Linked DNA regions of Mus musculus: regions 1, 2 and 3 are each linked to region 4. Evidence: chromatin loops called from intact Hi-C (ENCODE). Cell type or tissue: gastrocnemius. All regions are shown on one strand. Region 1 overlaps Gm10754 (predicted gene 10754). Region 2 overlaps Gm10754 (predicted gene 10754). Region 3 overlaps Epyc (epiphycan). Region 4 has its middle 48 kb from the start of Mir3966.

The links. A loop is a pair of places that touch in the nucleus more often than their neighbours do. Peaks named below come from ENCODE experiments on the same cell type or tissue, not always from the same donor. Only the 100,000 strongest peaks of a DNase experiment are listed, where the experiment ranks them.
Region 1: it touches region 4 in a loop (4-fold over the local background); 36 of 42 quality-filtered maps call a loop at or near these places.
Region 2: it touches region 4 in a loop (3-fold over the local background); 17 of 42 quality-filtered maps call a loop at or near these places.
Region 3: a loop joins it to region 4, with 4 times the contacts of the local background. A loop is called at or near these places in 25 of 42 quality-filtered maps.

Annotation. Positions count from the first base shown.
Region 1 is chr10:97,687,445-97,692,444 of GRCm38, forward strand. The region is part of intron 4 of Gm10754 (predicted gene 10754); the gene reads right to left. Among named protein-coding and RNA genes, the nearest start is that of Ccer1, 3.1 kb to the right of the region's middle. In gastrocnemius, a CTCF peak has its summit at 2,187; no DNase peak of the experiment used is centred here.
Region 2 is chr10:97,702,166-97,707,165 of GRCm38, forward strand. All of the region lies in intron 4 of Gm10754 (predicted gene 10754), which reads right to left. Among named protein-coding and RNA genes, the nearest start is that of 4930525C09Rik, 10 kb to the right of the region's middle. In gastrocnemius, a CTCF peak has its summit at 2,607 (motif pointing left); a DNase peak (open chromatin) is centred at 2,603.
Region 3 is chr10:97,668,485-97,673,484 of GRCm38, forward strand. It overlaps Epyc (epiphycan), which reads left to right. Exons shown (of 7, transcript NM_001379456.1): 3 at 2,014-2,188. Among named protein-coding and RNA genes, the nearest start is that of Ccer1, 22 kb to the right of the region's middle. In gastrocnemius, a CTCF peak has its summit at 1,928 (motif pointing left); DNase peaks (open chromatin) are centred at 1,986 and 4,974; H3K27ac peaks cover 1,882 bases.
Region 4 is chr10:97,373,264-97,378,263 of GRCm38, forward strand. No RefSeq gene overlaps it. Among named protein-coding and RNA genes, the nearest start is that of Mir3966, 48 kb to the right of the region's middle. In gastrocnemius, a CTCF peak has its summit at 2,726; a DNase peak (open chromatin) is centred at 2,736; H3K27ac peaks cover 1,552 bases.

The sequences.
Region 1 (5,000 bases), 310 kb after region 4:
ATTAAAAATACTGTGAGTTCTTATGTGCAGCTACCCTGCTGTGTACAGAAGATAATGTTCCATCGCAGTTATTCATTACTTCAGGATATTACATTCCTTCTGCCTCCTCTTCTTCAATGATCCCAAGCTTTAGGAAGGAGATTGGTTTTGCTTAGTTCAGATTGTGACTGTTTCCTGCTTTTTCCCTCCTGAAGTAAAAATCTATTAAACCATTTTTTTTTTATTTTGAAAGGAACCCACAGTTGAGAGATATTAAATTTTAACAGAGACTAAATATTTTAAAGGACTGAATTTTTAACTGAATTTTAAGACCATAGGACATTAAAAATTTAGAATGTTTATAATACAGTGTTGCTATTAACATGTGATCATGGAAATAAACAGGGAACAGAGGTGGTGGGCTACGAATCATGTATTTGTTTGTAAAGTTGACAAAGGTCAGTTGTGCTGTCTGGCTTTATGTCAACTTGTCATAAACTAGGGACATCTCTGAGAAGGGAACCTCTAAGACTGGGCTGTAGGCAAGCGTGGGAGGCATTTTTCCTTCTATTTTCTTCTTTTCTTTGTAAGGCATTTTCTTAATTAGTGATTGATACAGGAAGACCTACCCTATTGTGGATTTTGACATCCCTGAGCTTATGATTCTGGCATATATATATATATATATATATATATATATATATATATATATATATGCCAAACTTTATAAGCCATGAGAGCAAGACAGCAGTCAGCACTCTTCCATGGCCTATATATGAACTCCTGCCAAGGAGTTCCTGCCCTGTACAAGTTCCTATCCTAACTTCCTGCAATGATGAGATGAGAGTTGAGAATTTAATTCAAATAAACTTCCTCTGCAATTTGTTTTTGATCATGGCATTTTATCACAGCAATAGAAACCTTAACTAAGACAGGGACCCTAGAAAGAAAATCTATAACCACAACCTTGCTAGACTAGCATAATTTTTTCCTACATACTATATCTTACACACCACATCCACAGTGTACTTACAGATGACCATAGCTACCAGCCCTCATCAAAAAAACTTCTCTTTATAGCACATGGAGATTGTCTTTGTTAGGGATTTACTGCTATGAACAGACACCATGACCAAAGCAACTCTTATAAGGACATTTAATTGGGACTGGCTTACAGGTTCCAAGGATCAGTCCATTATAGTCAAGGCAGGAACATGGTTGAGTCCAGGCAGGAATGATGCAGGAGGAGGTAAAAATTCTTCATTTTCATCTAAAGGCTTCTAGCAGAATACTGGTTTCCAGGCAGTTGAGATGGGGGTCTTAAAGCTTACAGTGACACATCTACTCCAACAAGGCCACACCTCTAAACAGTGCCCCTCCTTGAGCCAAGCATATACAAACCATCACAAAAATCATCAGAGAAAATCATAACTGCACACTATGCAGAGATGGACAGATAGTGGGCACAATGGATGCCACATTGGATACATCTATATCAAAGCTACTGTATCTATGGCTCTGGGAACATCAACGAAGAGGGATTACAAAGACTGTAAGGGTCAGAACACCAGAAAGTCTACTGTGAAGTGGCTATCCAATGAAGACTGGAATAATGTCAGTATCAGTAGTCATGGTAGTATGAAGAGGGGGTATTTTTAGTGGTGATCCACTCCTAAACATGGAAATACAGCCAACTAATGGATTCTGGCAGAAGGAGAAATGATGTATTCCAAGGTTGAGCCCTTTTATTGATCACCCAATGCAATATATCATTTTAATCCTAAAACCACATACAGAGAGAGAGAGAGACAGAGAGAGAGAGAGACAGAGAGACAGAGAGAGACAGAGACAGACAGACAGACAGACAGAGGAAGACAGAGAGACAGACAGGGACAGAGACAAAGACAGAGACAGACACATACATAAAGTGGACTCAGCAGGTAGTATTTGTATATTTGTGCATATGTTTACATGCGTGTACAACAATAATAATCAAATAAAGGCTATTAGTTTGTGTGGGTCACTGTAGAGTTGGAGGGTAGGTATATGTGAAGGGAAGAGAGAGAAAGGGGAAGGAGGAAAATGATTCTATTGTAATTTAAAATGTATATATATATTTTAAAAGAAGATTTGAGTCTATGTTCATTCTGAATACAGATGAGTGCTGAAGGAGTTTTGGATGAACTACTACTGCCACCAAGTGTTAGGATTACAACACAGAGATATCTGTCTTCTATTGAAAATATAGCGTAAGGCGCATCAAGCTATTTCACTATATCACATCTGTTTGAATTTCAAAATGTCAGCAGTGTCATTAAAACTGTCTAGATAAAGTAAATGCTGGGGAATCGTTATTTTCTGGGTTTCCTTATTATACTCAGTCAAAAATAAACTTAATACAATTAATAAGCAAAAGTGTTGGTGATTTTGTTTCCACTAATGCGATGGCCATTATTATGGCATACAGACAGACAGACAGACAGGCAGGCAGGCATATGCACGCGCGTGTACACACACACACACACACACACACACACACAGAGTACAAGGGAAATGTTGCTAGAAAGAACTATAGTGATTGTCTTTGCTGGTTTAATGAACTGAGAGACTGCACAAAAAGAGTCCATGCCATGTAACATGGTTTCCAAGGTCTTGAGTTATGCAGGTGGACTTTGACCCATGATGGTAACTTCCAGTGACCGGAAAACTGTCAGTAAGCCCAGGCACAGTCATAAGGCAGCAAATACGTGCAATAACATAAATGATTTTCTGCTTGGTTTCTCAGGTGACAATCTAACACATTCCTTTCTGCACCGCTCGGGTCAATCCTTAGGGAAGAGAAGGCTATGCTGTTCCTCGGATCCTAACCACTAGAAGCTGACATTTCAATGAATTATGCCTTAAGCAACCTCATCTGTCATAATTTGATTATGCAAAGGCAAAAACAGTAATAATGTATATGGACATCATAAATGTATCGTTTGAAGCTTGAATCAGAGTGTTTCATTTCTCAACATGTAATGTACACAAATCAAGTACAAATGTCTTTTTAAAAAAATCTCCTATCATGCCCCTGGTGGGAATGTTAACCATGACAGTAAATTGCCTTAAGCCATAGCTGCATTGCTCTGCCAGTATATTAAAAAGCTTATATTACAATCCTAATGTTATATAAAAGAAATCTGAAAACCCAGGAGCTAGAGAGCGGTTTCAGTGGTTAAAAGTGTGTGCTCAGCCTCTACCACTCATTCAGAGGAAAAGGGGAAGGATTGTGGTAGAGAGTGACTGGGAGAGGGCAGTGAGAGGGATACAAAGTGAATAAGTAAGAGAGAGAGAGAGAGAGAGAGAGAGAGAGAGAGAGAGAGAGAGAGATGATGATGATGATGATGGATGGATGGATAGATAGATAGATAGATAGATAGATAGATAGACAGACAGACAGACAGACAGACAGACAGACAGACAGACAGATAGATAGATAGATAGATAGATAGAATTTAAAACATAACAAAGAGTGTTTGATCTTCTTCCAGAGAACCAAAGTCCAGTGCCTAGCACCTAAATGGGGTTGCTTACAGTAATCTGTCATTGTGACTCCAGATGATTCCACACCTTCTTCTGACTTAGGGGCCTCCTCACATGTGTTACATACTCACACAGGAACACATAGAAAATAATTTAAAATTTTAAAAATAGAAAATAATAAAATAATTTAGAAAAAGAAATTTTTATAAATCCTGAATTACAAACTGCTGCTTTCTTAAGAACAGGGCAAATTCTACTGACTCAATATGCTTTAGTATTTACAACTAATAAAGAAATGCTAATACCATTTTACTAAAAATCAACTGATCAAAAATAATCAATGTAAATTATTGGTAAGAAGGTTCACATCTTTTCTTAAAAATTAGAAAAAAGGGGATTTCACCATAATAATGCAAACTATTGATCTCACCCTTAAAACCCGTCCTGAGACCTTTAAGAAATGTCCCAGCTAGCACTGAGCCATTTTGAGTTAATGACTACAGTGTCTGCCAACCTTATAAATATGCCTCTAGAAGAGGATTCAGGAGAGCAAACGAGTCATTGCTCTGCATTTTGAGTTTAGTAGGTTGCTCTAAACAAGCCACTGAAAGAGCAACATCGAATAAAGCCTGTGGAGTCTATACTCCTACTGCAACTGGAGTCCTAACTCAAGAAGACTCATTGTGGTCTGAGTATGCAGAGAATGTACACTAGACCTCAGTAGGCTTCAGGGCTTTTGAACATGTTGCTTCTCTAATATTTACTTGATGTTCTGATGTTCAATGTGGAGTGCTCTGTTTTCTGTAATTCTGTTTACCACCAAAAAATGTGATAGTAATATTCTAAGATTTTTTTCCCCATCTATGTATGACCAAACCTGTAAGCGTCCTTGTTCTACAAAAATGAGCTCAAGGCTCAGGGGATGACTATTGTTGCATAAGAATTAGTGTCAGGTGTTCTTTTTTGTATATAGTATATGAGAAGTCAAAATGAAAGTGATGGTTGGTACTGAATATTTAGGAGTACCTGTGTTTTGTTTTCCTTTTTTTTTTTCTTCAGTCCTCTTTCCAACCCTGGGGGCTGCACACTATATAAAACAGAACCATGCTTACAGAATGGATGAGGAACCGCAGGCTTCCTAAGAGCTTCCTAAGGGAAATAAATCTGATTCATAGCCATTTTCCTAAGTCAAACACTATGTCTTACTATGAAAGTTAAAGGGACCTGGTGCATGCATTATAATATTCTTATAATTTTCTGATTCTCTTTTTGTTTTTTTTTTTTCACTGAATATTCCTGTTCTCAAAATCAAGTCCAAGATAATGCCTAGTCAACAGACTAATTCTAGAGTACTAGAATTAGTAAGGTGCTTTCTCCGGTAGGTTTTAGTATCACAAGGGATCTGTGAAAGATGATTTCATAGTACAGTGATCCTGTGAGCTTAAAGACTAGCTAGCTATAAAGTCTATCAGTCCCTAGCACACTGAATAAACGAG
Region 2 (5,000 bases), 330 kb after region 4:
CCCTGACACTATCACTGATGTCAAGAAGTGCTTGCTGACAGAAGCCTGGTATAGCTGTCCCCTGAGAGGCTCTGCTAGCACCTGACCAATACAGATGCAAATACTCAAAGCAATCATTGGAATGAGCCTGGGGATCCCAGTGGAAGAGTTAGGGTAAGGACTAAAGGAGCTGAAGAAGGCAATTATAACCCCAGAGAAAGAATAACAATATCAATTAACTAGACCCCCCCCCCCAGGACTCCCAGGAGTAAACCACCCACCAAAGAGTACACATGGAGGAACCTATGGCTCCAGCTGCATATGTAGCAGAGAATGGACTTATCAATGGGAGGGGAGGCCCTTGGTCCTGTGAAGGCTTGATACCCCAGCATAAGGGGGATGCTAGAGTAGTAAGGTAGGAATGGGGCTGTGAGGGAGCACTGTCATAAAGGCAAAGGGGAGGGGCATGGGATGGAGACATTGTGCAGGGGGACAACATTTGAAATATAAATAAAATAAGCAATTAAAACAAAAAAAGCTGGGTGCCTAGGTATACACCTGAAACCCCAGGGATCAGGAGTTGAAGATAGGCCAATAACTGAATGTCATGGTCCAGCCAGCCAGCCATTGATGAACTCCACGTCCCAAAGTGAATTGATTTCTGTCTCTGTCTCTGTCTCTCTTTCTCTCTCTCTGTCACACACACACACACAAACACACACACACACACACACACACACACACACACACACACACACACAGTAAATTCGATGGTCCCTTGTACACCAGTTTGTTCCAAGTTTTCTCTATAAGAAAATAAGATATAATTTGCTAAACACATGAAACTCAAGAAGAATGAAGACTGAAGTGTGGGCACTATGCCCCTCCTTAGATTTGGGAACAAAACACCCATGGAAGGAGTTACAGATACAAAGTTTGGAGCTGAGATGAAAGGATGGACCATGTAGAGACTGCCATATCCAGGGATCCACCCCATAATCAGCATCCAAACGCTGACACCATTGCATACACTAGCAAGATTTTATTGAAAGGACCCAGATGTAGCTGTCTCTTGTGAGACTATGCCGGGGCCTAGCAAACACAGAAGTGGATGCTCACAGTCAGCTAATGGATGGATCATAGGGCTCCCAATGGAGGAGCTAGAGAAAGTAGCCAAGGAGCTAAAGGGATCTGCAACCCTATAGGTGGAACAACATTATGAACTAACCAGTACCCCGGAGCTCTTGACTCTAGCTGCATATGTATCAAAAGATGGCCTAGTCGGCCATCACTGGAAAGAGAGGCCCATTGGACTTGCAAACTTTATATGCCCCAGTACAGGGGAACACCAGGGCCAAAAAGGGGGAGTGGGTGGGCAGGGGAGTGGGGGTGGGTGGATATGGGGGACTTTTGGTATAGCATTGGAAATGTAAAGGAGCTAAATACCTAATAAAAAATGGAAAAAAAAAGAAAATAAAACAAAAAGTATATGTTAAATAAGATGTGGATGTGAAGGATTTATAACATCTTCTACAGGCACACCTTGAACTACCTAGACTCTTGCTTCTTTTACACGAGTCCCTATAAACCAGGCAGCCAGACTTCTGCATCCTGAAATCTTCTTATGTTGCTTTTGAGTTCCAGGATATACAGTGCTACACCGAGTGTCTCAAACAAACAACTATAAAAAAAAGACTGTTCCCAATTTAAGACACTGATTCCAGGCTGCAGCAGATGCATCTCACAGTCAGAATGCTGAGTTTTGAGTCGGCTTCATATTGCTACTTCACCCTAAATTGATGCTGTAGATATTCAATATTGCAATTTTAAGAATTGTCATGTAGCATTTGTTTTATAAGAGAATTGAGAGGAATAGCTGTAACACAAGCTGGGTGATTGCTAACATGTACTTTTCTATTTGTTCAAATTCTATTGGATGGATTTAATATCCCAGGATAATTGATAGGAAAACTTTTATAATATATATGATTCAACCTTTATATTTTCTTACACATTTCAGAAAGACATTAATTGTATGGAACAATTTATGCCATTGATGTTGACATGCTTGGGCATTTCCACATGGCATTTGAAGTATTTATGACTGATAATTCTTACCTATAGATATATTTATACTTTTCATGTATATTTTTAGTACCATTAATTTAATGTTAGTCTATGTAATTTACTACTTCTCAAAAAAGTTTTAAACACATTGTATCATTTGACACTACCAAAGTTCATTGAGTTGACTTTCCAACTCAACGCTCCATATGCAGTTAGGGGTTTTGTATTTTCTTAGGTTTTGATTGGTGGTGGAATTTCCTTTAACTGGAAAGGCAAAATGTAGACTGCCAAACTGAAGTCCAGATGAAGTCAAAATGGCTCTCTGCAGTCTTTCTGTATGTCTTGCAGCTTTATAAAGCCTATATTTTCATTTTTTAAAAAAGTAGTAAAATGTTAATATTTCCACTCTTTAAAATGTTATGTGGTTCCAAACTACTTTCCGCACAAATATTTAAACAGAAAACAATGTTAATAGAATTGACTCTTCTTTCTCTCATTGAGTGTATGCTCTGAAAAGCTTGAAACTTGTTCCCTAGCTTAATATACAGCTGCCACCTAGTGGCCATGGTACATATGTCCTATGGTTGGAAGATGTTTTATCCACAGGAGCATTTTTGAAAGACATAGTACAGTTGAGATTGGATGTGTTCCCTAAGCCTCAGAAAGTCACCACTAACTAGTTACACACACATAAAGATAATAAGAAATTGTCACAATGTAAACTTCTGAGAATTGTAGATCTGCTTATTTAATTTGATTTAATCAGCATCTCATTCATAAAAAAAGGTAAAAAAGGAAAACAGCACATTAGTACATGTAAGAATAAAGGGATTGGGTTGGCAAAAAGCACTGTAACATTAAAATGTATTTGCTGGGCCTTTAATCCCAGCACTTGGGAGGCAGAGGCAGGCAGATTTCTGAGTTTGAGGCCAGCTTGGTCTACAGAGTGAGTTCCAGGACAGCAAGAGCTATACAAGCAACAGCTATACAGAGAAACCCTGTCTCGAATATATATGTATGTATTTGCTATGATATATGCATATATATATATGTATATATATGTGTGTGTGTGTGTGTGTATGTCTCTCTCTCTCTCTCTCTCTATATATATATATATATATATATAGAGAGAGAGAGAGAGAGAGAGAGCGCTATGTGATTCCCTGTGTTTTTTATACACAAGACTAAGATATAGAGGGAAAATAAAGGTTTAAGAAATCCTTAGATTCACATATATTTTAGAATTCTGTGCATTTTTATGTGCTTCCAGTAACTTTACCTATTTATGTTTTATCAAAAAGCATTCCCAATGGAGGAGCTAGAGAAAGTACCCAAGGAGTTAAAGGGGTATGCAACCCTATAGATGGAACAACAATATGAACTAACCAGTACCCCCAGAGCTCGTGTCTCTAGCTGCATATGTATCGGCCATCACTGGAAAGAGAGGCCCATTGGACTTGCAAACTTTATATGCCCCAGTACAGGGGAATACCAGGGCCAAAAAGGGGGAGTGGGTGGGCAGGGGAGTGGGGGTGGGTGGATATGGGGGACTTTTGGTATAGCATTGGAAATGTAAATGAGTTAAATACCTAATAAAAAATGGAAAACAAAAAAAAAAAAAAAAAAAAAGATGGCCTAGTTGGCCATCATTGGAAAGAGAGGCCCCTTGGTCTTGCAAACTTTATATGCCTCAGTACTGGAGAACACCAGGGACAAGAGGTGGGAGTGGGTGGGTAGGGAAGTGGGGGAGGGGCGGAGGATCTGGAGGACTTTTGGGATAGCATTTGAAATGTAAATGAAGAAAATACCTAATTAAAAAAAAAGATAAAAACAAAAGCATTCTCACAGTGAATCTGTTGAGTCCCTTTTAACATATATGGACCACTAATTATGGTTTTCACTAACTATATTTGTTTTCTTTCAAAGGTGCCAGGAAAGAGGAAAGTTAACAAGTTTGTGATTTATATGTTTAAGTATGAAATCCAAATTGTTAAGCTAAATAACGTTTAATACCTTAATCCTAAGAAGTACAACCTAACAACATGTGTTCCTTCCTTGACCTACTTTTAAAAGTGAGATGTGTACTTGCTGCTCCTGGGACCTGAGCATCATTTAATTCATTAATGATCTCAGCCATCAGTTAGAGCAATAGGTTTCTGAGGGAAGAAACAACCAGCTTGTTTGTTACTGGTCTGACAAACTGAGGGTAATTGACATTTTTATTACTGTCCTATTTTCAGCTCTTCGCAGCTGTTCAGATGGTGTTAGGAGAGCAAACATGCAGGCTGAGAATACCTGCCTTCGCTAAAGATGGAGTCTCTGTGCATACATCTTTGTTAGCAATGCATTCATGGGTAGCTCAGAGTCCCTAGAGGAAGAGAAGATACTATCGTTCTATGAGCCTCATATTCCACTGCATGGATATTCACTTCACTTTGCAAGCTGTGCTGAGTTGTCAATGATTCTCTTCCTTCTAGAAAAGTACATAGGGCAAAAACTGCACCATTTATTTCTAGTGAAGAATCCTATAATGGTATCAGTGTTTATGGGAAATAGAGAAACTAAAATAGCTATATGAAATGAATGGTAATTATAACCTAGTTCAGTTCTAACCGAGGAGCAAAATGACTTACTCCAGTATGAACTAAATCCACTTCTGTAGGGTAGAAAAGCAGAGGAAAGTGTAGACAGGGTACAGGGCACCTCTCTGGCATTCCAGAGCCTCTTCTCTTAGTATGGTCCTTGGAAGTGACTAACTTTCACCAGAAATAATAATAGTAATAATAGTAATAATAATAATAACAATAATAATAATAATAATAGAGTTGTTAATGCAAAGATCAATTCTCAATTCCATAGTCTTGGTGACCTTTGACCATGGAATCATGAAAGTGACCCACTTGGAAAATACTCACCATAATATTATTGCTCATGATGCATTAAAAAATGCATGT
Region 3 (5,000 bases), 300 kb after region 4:
ATAAATGTGTCTACTGTGCAGAGGATTCTCCAGGCGCAGCATAATGGGGTTAGAGTTGTGCAGTTTTGCTGAAATGAGGACTCACTGCCTTTCCTTGCCTTAAAGGTTGCTCTTTTGATTTGCAAGCAAGCATGAACAAAGCACCAAAAGCTGCTTGGCCTCATTACATCGGATGACAAAGGAGACCTTAGAGTTTTACATCAGATCAGTGGAAAAACAATTATCTGGGGGAAAAAAAAGATGTGCAAACATTTTCCTACAGTGTTAAAGATTCAAGGCAATGTGTCTGGAATGTGTTCCTCCCTTCAGGAGGCCCCTCCATTCCATGAAACATCTGTCTCAATTTCCGCTCTTCCTGGAGCCCACTTTTCGTCTCTGCAAAGTCATTCCACCGAAGCTGCCTCACTATGATCACACTGATGGGAACCGTGTGTCTTTCTGTAGATGCACCCCAGATTCTCAGCTGGAGATTTCTGGCCAGGATTTGAGCATCCCTGGATGCCTCCTGCAATATCAAGCAATCTACTCTTAGATTCATGTTTGAAAGCAGGCATCCACACATTCACAGTGTCTTTGCACAAAATCCTGATGGTTATGTGCATATATGAATTAAATGCACATGAATTAAATGCATCTTGGACAAGGATGTTTAAAGAATATATTCCATAAGTATTATAAGTTGCTTATTAGGCTTCAACCTAAAAGTACAAAGATAGAGGCATAATTCAGTTACTATCTAATAGGCCTGGTTATGAAATCAACATGTAGGGTACAAAGGGGCCAAATAGAGAACCTAGGAAAACATTCCTTAAATTTATATTATTTTTATTAGTAATTAAATGTACTCAAGTCTATCAAAAGTGTAAAAATATGTCTCTTTAAAAATCACATAGTTATTATAAGACAAGCAGTAAATAACTAATCTAATTTATATCTCTGTTTTTGAAATTTCCATCCAGATAATAAGTAACTTAGAAATAATTTGTGTCGTTTTGCTTTTGTAATGAGTGCAAATTAATGCAGATGGGTGCACATTGGTGTGATCAATCAAGAATGTGAGATTTCTGGTGATATCGTGGGAACAGCAGACAAGAGGAGTGGAGTCAGGGTGTTTCTGCTCCAAATGTTTTTATCAGATCTCCATCTGAGGCTTACAAGGTTATGGAGAAGAACACACTTATCAAGAAATAGCATAAGGGAAGGGAACTGAAAATAAGTGGTTTCTAAAGCTCTTATAAATAATAACTCATACCAGAAAAGATATAAGGCAAAAAGGGGGAAATTTGAGAAAGTATTCTGAAAAATGTCAGGTTTGTGTGTGTGTGTGTTTCCATTTTAAATGACTCCTATTGTCAGTGTTCTCAAAGATGACAATTTTAATATAATCAGATGTTGTTGCAATATTTAGTATCCATGTGGAAATATCTATAACAAAAGGCATCTACAATCTATTACATCGTTTTCACACCATTATATATTTTGCCAAAGTTGGAAGATTAATTTCCAAAAAAAGGCCATTGAGGGTACCACAAAACAGGAAGTAAAGATTTGATTTTCAGAAGTAAAAACCTAAAGGAAGGAAATATTAGTATCTCAATAGTTATCAACAAGGGATGATGAGAGTGAACTGGGCTCACGTGTGAATGGGAATCTTTTGAATTTTGTTTTGCATAAGTTTGATTAAAGTGAATCTAACAACTATGCTGTTATAAAGCTGTATCATTAAAAAAAATAAGAGTGAGATTTTTTTTAGACCTGCCATGTGAAAAGAAAAATGTATGAAGCTCAAAGAAATAGCAACAAACGGGGGGCATTGAAACCAGTTCCAAAGATTTGAGAAACAAATTTTGGAAAACAGTAATTGTATTTCTGAGAAACATCGATGGGGCGAGGCCCACTGTGTTGATTGTAAGAACAGTAGTGACATCTTGTGGCACAGATGGACACATTTTACATTTGTACTATGGGCATGGAGGGTGATTGAGGTTACCTTGAAATTCTGTTTGTTTCCAGAACGAGAAAGTGTCTGAGAGGCTTTCTGGGAACAGAGAGCTCCTGACCCCAGGCCCACAGCTAGGGGACAACCAGGATGAAGACAAGGATGAAGAATCTACTCCCAGGCTGATCGATGGCTCTTCCCCACAGGAGCCAGAATTCCCGGGGCTTCTGGGTCCACACACCAACGAAGGTCAAATAAGTTATTACTCAATTAGAACCAAATACACATTGTCGCCTCTCAAAACTATCTAGTTTTAAGTCATTCCTCAAGGAATCTGCCTTGCATTGCAAAAGAAGTCATGAACTCTAAGGGAGAAATTAAGGGTGTTGTATTGCTAAGTAGTCATGTTGGCCATCAGTCTTGTAAATATTTATGCTTTTATCCATAGGTTGTTGCTGTTTCCAACCCTGGTCTGAGAAGTGTCTTATTAGAGTCTACTTCTGAGAGTAGACTCATTTTGTACAGAATGCTAATCATAAACACGGGCGAGTGCTCAGCCACAGATGGGACATCTACACTAATGCTTACCCACCACACCAAAGGGCTCAGAAAAGATCTTGAAATAGGGAACTCAAAACCATAGGTCTAGAAGGATGGGAAGGATGTTGCACCCGTAAACTCACAACCATTCTAGTTACTAACACTAGATCAAGACAGTTAAAATTCCAGCATGGGTGACAGAACGATCTCCCAAAACCCCACATCTACTAGGGAGGGAGCAATTAGCTTCTCAGTCCCTCAAGGGATAAATTTGCAACTGTGTATACGTGGGTTGTACTAACTCAACTCAGTGGGTCAAAATAAATAACAATAAATGAGGGCATATGAAGCTAGGGGGCAGATGAGATGGAAGATACTGAGGGAGTTATAGAGAGTAAGGGGTGTGCATGATGAGGATAGATGTATAAGTCTATGAAACCTTCAAAGAAGAAACAAACTTAAACAATCTTGCCAATTTTCAACTCCACTCCAAAAGGGAAGTAAATAAGCCAAAGACAAAAAAGTCAAGAATGTTGGAATACACTTTGAGTCATGGAGTTACTCCTGCATTTTGTCCTCAGACATAAGATAAGATTTTTATTATAATGCATCTTTGTCCTGCTGGAAAGAATCAAATAACCAAGGACTCAGGATGGAATTACTTGCCTGGCATCATTACTTGAAATCATTCTGGGCCATGTATTTTCAGGGCCCAGCACTGGATGAACTGATGGAAAGTCATCCCCTGAGATCAGTGCAGTCCAGTGCAGACGTGTAAGACATAGGGGATGCTGATTAGAATAAGGGCAACATGTTGTGCTGATTGGGTATTGGCTGTCTGTGGGCCACCAGAACAGCACACTGCAGCCTTCTTTCACCCCTTATAGTCTTTCTAGGGTGTTAATAATACTTAATTTTGCCCTTCGATAAGGAAGTTTTAATTTGCCAAGGGTAGTGATTTGTGGTTGAAAACCAATTTATTAAGATTCTAGACTCTATTTGTAGGAAAATGTTGCTCCCCTTCCCTACATCTCTCCATCCCAGAAGATAAGTCTCTAGAACTTACTTATCCTATATAAACTTATCCTATATATTCTTATTTATACTTCAGTTCCCCTTCTATATTTCCCTGTGCCCTGGCAAACATTATCCAACTCCCTGTCTAAATTTTCAAGTATTACAATTGAATTGTAAAGTCTCATCCTTGCTATCCAGTCACTGACTGTGATTTATGTCAACTCTTGGCAAAACTACAAGCTTTGGAGTAGAAACCTCTTTGATAAACAAGAAAAAGAAATGCCAGTATACTCTAAATGTGTGCAAAATCATTGAAAAGAATGAGTATAGAGTGCAGACGCACATACAAACTATTAAGTTAGTTTCTTTAAGGAATACATCATGTTTTTTTCCCCATGTGGTTAAATTTCTATGTCATAGAAAGCCACAAACAGAACCAAGAAGACACATGGACAAGTTTATGAAGTGTAAGTTTCCCAGATAGAGAAGGCAGCCACATAGGAAAACGAAACGTACCTAAAGCAGTAAGAGTGATTGAGGAATTTCAGTCATTTTTCTCTCTGTTTCATCCGTTCAAATCTACCCGTGCCCCCTTGCCTTCTCTCAAATCTGTGACTTTCAGATGGGTCAGAGGAAACAAAAAACATAATACTCCATCTTGTATTTATTTGCATTTTAAAGAATTCTATTCATGATTACTCTAGTTATATAATGTTCATGATTCACTCTCGTCTCTGCAACTCCTCCTATGTCTCCTCCCATATATTTTCCTTTAAAAATTATTGACTAACATAAACACAAGTATGTATAACTGCTGTATGTGTATATCTCCCTAAGTCCATCTAATGTTGTTCACTAATGTTTGGAACTGACCACTTAGGGATGGTGAACCTGCCTGGGAGCTTGTCCCTGAAGGAAATTGTTTTCCCCTTTCTTGGCAGCCATTGACTACTATAGTTCTTGTTCTAGGAGTAAGATGTTACAACAATTCCCACATCCACATTGATATGTCAGCGAGTGTTATCATGATGCAGGTCTTGATTGGATAACCCTGTTGTCGAGATTTCATAGCTATAGCTTCCCTGTCTTCTCTAAAAGAGCTTCTATAGCAGCAGGTTTCTCAGTCCTTTAGGTCTTATAAATCTTTCCATACTCTCTTCAATGTTACTGCTTGAGAATTAAATGTAGGAGCTACATTGTAGATGTATCCATTGTAGCTGGGTATTTCACAGTCTATGCATTTTGACCAGTTGTGGATCTCCATAATATTTTTGCTCTATTATAAAGAGAAACTTCTTTGATGGTAAGACTTACTCTTATCTGTAGATACAAAAATAGGTACTTAGAAATATAGATAGAAATGTATTGCTTTAAGGCATTAGCTTTAGTGGGCTCTCCTCTGGTGTCTTATCAGTTCCAGAGTCATGGATAGTTGGCTAGGATCTCTAGCCATCTGTCCTGTCTGTGCACAGAACCACGATCTTCCCTCCCCATGCCTTCTCCA
Region 4 (5,000 bases):
AAAAATTAACAAACAATGGCAAAGAAAGAAAAAGCCATGAGTGGGCTTCAGCCATCCTGGACATATTCTACAAACACTAAAATCTTCCTGTCTTTGTTCACATCCGCTCATGCGTCTGCCTCATGCGAACAGCGTGGTGGTACCTAGGTGCACATGCCTCAGGTGAATGTGGAAACCCAAGGTAGAGAGAGTCTCTTCACCCATAGGAATAGACCAGATATAGGAAAGCTAATTAATAAAATAATACATGATCATCTTTTGGATTTTCAAAGCTCAGTCAAAAATTTAAAATTAGGGGTTGTTTTATAGGTTGTTTGAAGCTACGAAATATACTTTGTGAAAATATATTTTAAGTTAGACCTTAAAGTCTCTTCCTTTATTTAATTTTCATGATTCGAGAGTTGTGCGTTTATACTATTGCTTTGATTTCCAGATCCCAACAGATGCCTCAAAAAGACAGCAACTAAAAAAGCATAAAACTGCATACCCCAAAGTGCCCATTATTCAGCCCTGAGCCTGCCAAGTTGTCAAGTGATATTATAGTTACACTCTTTAAAACACTCAAAACACAAAGCGGGATAAATGCAAAATGCTGAATTTTATAGATTTTGTCTGTTCCAAAGGGACTGTCCAACAGAAAGTCCGATAGTACGTCCAATTATTACAGCACATATGCTATGTGGCATTTATAAGTTATTTTGAGGGTTTTGGAAAGGGAGAGCTGTGCGTGACAACCACAGCAGTGCAGGCTGTGGAATTTAACTCCATCTTTCTCATCCTCCTGTTGGTAGAGCGAGAAACGCAGGATGCTACTTCAGCAATCATTGCCTCAATTATTTAAATTTGCTAAATTCACCGTGTGGCGAAGGTCATGAAACCCTTATTAGTCCGTGCAGGACAGCAGCAATGTTTTGTTAAAACCAGTGGAGTTTACAAGGCAGCGTTCCTGCTATGCTTTCAAATCTCTATGATTGTCTCATAACCAATTTAAAAAAAATGACGATATGGTATGTGGTATAACTTGAATTGAAAACCAATGACCATTTGCCTCTTTCATATGTAGCTGGTTACATGAACACAGGTGCCAGGGGAATGAACTCAGAGAATCATGGGTGCCATTCATTGTAGAATCCTCCAGGCCTCGAGTCTAACACCTAAAAGGTTTTTGACAGTGTGAAGTAGCTTAGTGGATGGCATTAAACGAAACTAGCTGTTTAATAATTGTATCTTCAATCTACCAACCCAGTGGAAATTACATCTATGCCAGACTTATGGATGTTTACGTACAGCTTGGAATCCAATCTAGGTAGCTCCCCAACTCCATTCCTGAAGCACTTTAAAGGTCACTCATAGTTTCCATTTTGGTGCAGAATTTTTGCTTTATTGATACTGTAACAGTGGAAGGTATGTCTTCATGCCTTAAAGATGTTCACATATATTATCCAGCAATTTGGTTTATCTCTCTACTAAACTTTATGAAAAATTTCATTCTGCCTCACATGCCCAAACCAGCTCAGCAGGACCACTCATTCCTGATTCTGGTTAAAAATAAGCAAGGCTCTTTTTCTTGAGCGAAATAAAAGAATATACATCTCTATTTTCCCCTATATATTGAAACAGCACAGTTCTTGAAGTTAAGGGCTATGCTTATCAAACATTTCTTCTAAGTATTAAGTGGAATTAAATTATATTATCGAAATATCTGTATTCAGGTCCAAGCCTAAAAGAAAATCATGATGTTAAGAGGTGGCTTAGGATTATGCTATTTTGATATGTCAAACAGAATGTGTTACAAGATCTGATGCAGTTAGCACAATTTCTAAAATCTGGACTCCCTGTTATTTACTAAGACTTTACTTGCAATTTTAGAGGTATTTTCGTTTAAATATCTATGGGATATAACTTTAAAACAGTATACTAAGATTGAAATTATTATTATCACTCTCATTTAAGAGTCAGTTAACTTTCTCTAGCTTCTCCACTGGGGGCCCTTTGTTCCATCCTATAGATGACTGTGACCATCCACTTCTGTATTTGCCAGGCACTGGCATAGCTTCACACGAGACAGCTATATCAGGGTCCTTTCAGCAAAATCTTGCTAGCAAATGCAATAGTGTCTGGGTATATGCAAATTGTATCTTGGGTATTCTAAATTTCTGGGCTAATATCTACTTATCAGTGAGTGCATATCAAGTGACTTCTTTTGTGATTGGGTTACCTCACTAAGGATGATATCCTCCAGATACATCCATTTGCCCAAGAATTTCACAAATTCATTGTTTTTAATAGCTGAGTAGTACTCCATTGTGTAAATGTACCACATTTTCAAGGAGCTGAAGGGATCTGCAACCCTATAGGTGGAACAATAATATGAACTAGCCAGTATCCCCAGAGCTCCTGTCTCTAGCTGCATATGTAGCAGAAAATGGCCTAGTCGGCCATCATTGGGAAGGGAGGCCCCTTGCAAACTTTATATGCCCTAGTACAGGGGAATGCCAGGGCCAAGAAGTGGGAGTGGGTGGGTAGGGGAGCAAGGCGGGGGTAGGGTATAGGGAACTTTCGGGATAGCATTTGAAATGTAAATAAAGAAAATATCTAATTTTAAAAAGGCAAAAAAAAAAAAAGAAGAAGAAGAAGAAGAAGAAAAGAAAAACAAAACAAACAAACAAAAGCCAGTTAACAGACATTAAAGTTGAGCTCTTGGGTGCTATTCCCATGTTGTCCAGTAGGTGGGGCTTGTGTACTCTTCATCTTTACCAGGGAGCAGAGAACCGGGGGAGCCAGAGGGACCAGAGTTTCCAGAATTGTTTCTTCTTTAACTCTAGTTGGTTACTGGCCACACCAGTAATCTGCATTTTTGCAAATGCAGCTACTTGTGCTCAACAAGCTCCTAGGATACAAATAAATCTGATTTTGTGATTTAGATTGGTTTTAACATTGCAGTTTATTAAGTTTACAACGATCTTTCCTCCATTTAGATCTTTGGAAAATGTTTTTTTCTTTTTCTTTTTTTAAAAGGTTATGTTGATCTATTTGCAGTTATCCTTTGAATTAAAGTGTGTAAGCCACATATATACACGTCTAGACTCTTATAAACACATCTTCCAGACAATCCAAATCCAGAAGAATAAAATTTTCAATCAGGAGATTATTTAAAATGCAACCAAACAGAAGAAGCAAGAGGAGAGCAAGCTGGAAAGATTCACACGAGACAAGAAATAACAGAGGAGTCCTAAAAGCAAATATATACATCCTCCCATCCAGTGTGTAAATCTAACAGCTTCCTTGTATAAAGGAGGCAACAAAGTCCCAGAAAGCTGAAGGCGTGAATGCAGTCGGACAGGACCCAACACCCACTCCCTCCTCTCGTGAGACTGTGCAGGATTTACCAAAGAGATGCACTAGATCTGAGCCTGAGGAAGCACAACTTTAATTTTGACAATTGAAATTTCCTTATAATGATTCTTCCTTGGGCACATGCTAATATTAGCCACAATATGCTCTCAGAATCCCAGCAAGAAATGTGATCATTTGTTCAGCGTGTAAATTAAAGACCTACGCTACTTAACAGAGTACCCTTTAATCATGGGACCATTGAGTTGAACTCAACATCAAATTACGTTACATAAAATTATGAGTTGATTTCTGTTGCATTTTTTTTAGCTTAATTAAAGTGGTTAGGAGCTCCATATAATCCCAGAGTATAGATTGGTTTGTGCTGACTTTTTGATTTCTTTAGACTTTTGCTAAGGAGCTACCATACAAGCCATGCCTGGCATACATCAATAATCTTTGCAATTCCAGTTATTAGAATTTCCTTATGTAAAGAAAGAATAATATTTGTAGCTGCCATATTGAATAGGGCACATGTGGGTAGTCATTTATTTCTTTAATTTACTTTTACCATATAATTTACCTTTTAGTCTTTTCTTTTTTAGATTATAGTATTTTTTAGATTATAGACATCATGTCTTCCGCTCTTTCCTTCCACTGATCTGATCCTTCCCACATCAACTTCATTGCTCTTGTTCAAATTTTCATTGTTGTTACATGCATATATGTACACATAGTATATTCATACATATTCATAAATATAAGCAGTTTAGTCTGTATGTTACTCATGTATGTTTTCAGGCTTGACTCTTTGGTATTGGATAGCTAAGTGATATGCTCCTGCAGGAGAAATATTATTTCTCTCTCTCATCACTCCTTATGTGGCTGTCGTTCTTTGTGTATGGTTATAGTTCTGTGGGCTTTCTCCACCTATGTTGGCATGTCTGTTGTTCTTGTTCAGCTTCATGTTTCAGCATTCATACTAGTGAGACTTTATTGGTGTAGCCTTTGACACTTCCAGGAGACACAATCTCTCATGAATCTCCTGTGTCCCTTAATGGTCCTTCAAATCCCATCTTCCAGAATCTTCCCGGATCCCAAAGTGAGGGAGCGTTTTGTAAATGGATCCACTGGGACTGGGATCAAAAGCACAGTGCCAGACATAAAAAGCCCTGTTTTGAGTTGTTGGTCAGGGATGTCCAAGAGATCCCAGAACATACAGCCTCTTGCTATTGTCCTTGGTTGCCCACACAGAGGCAGAAGTTAAGTCCCTATTGCTGGAGACAGACACCATGCTTTTCAGAAACAGACCCTGGAGGCCCTTGAGCTGGATTTGATGGAGAGCCTTCCTAAGGACTTGCTTTTATGGTACCAGAAGGTGCTATGCATGCCTTTGCTACCACTGTGGATAGCCTGTTGTAGATAACTAACTGTGGAGGTCATAGAGAGAAGGGGACACAAAGTCACCTTCACGCATGACATTCAAGTCACCAAGTGCATTTCTTTCCTAGTTTACTTAGATTCAGAGGCAAACTTCCAAGTATCTATGAACAACGTTCAAGTGACTGTCACTTTATGCGCTTCTGCATCCCTGCCCTTGCATCGCTGACCACTCAATTTTATGTTAATTTTCCCATTGAGTGTCTGATGCACATCAGCCATTGAAA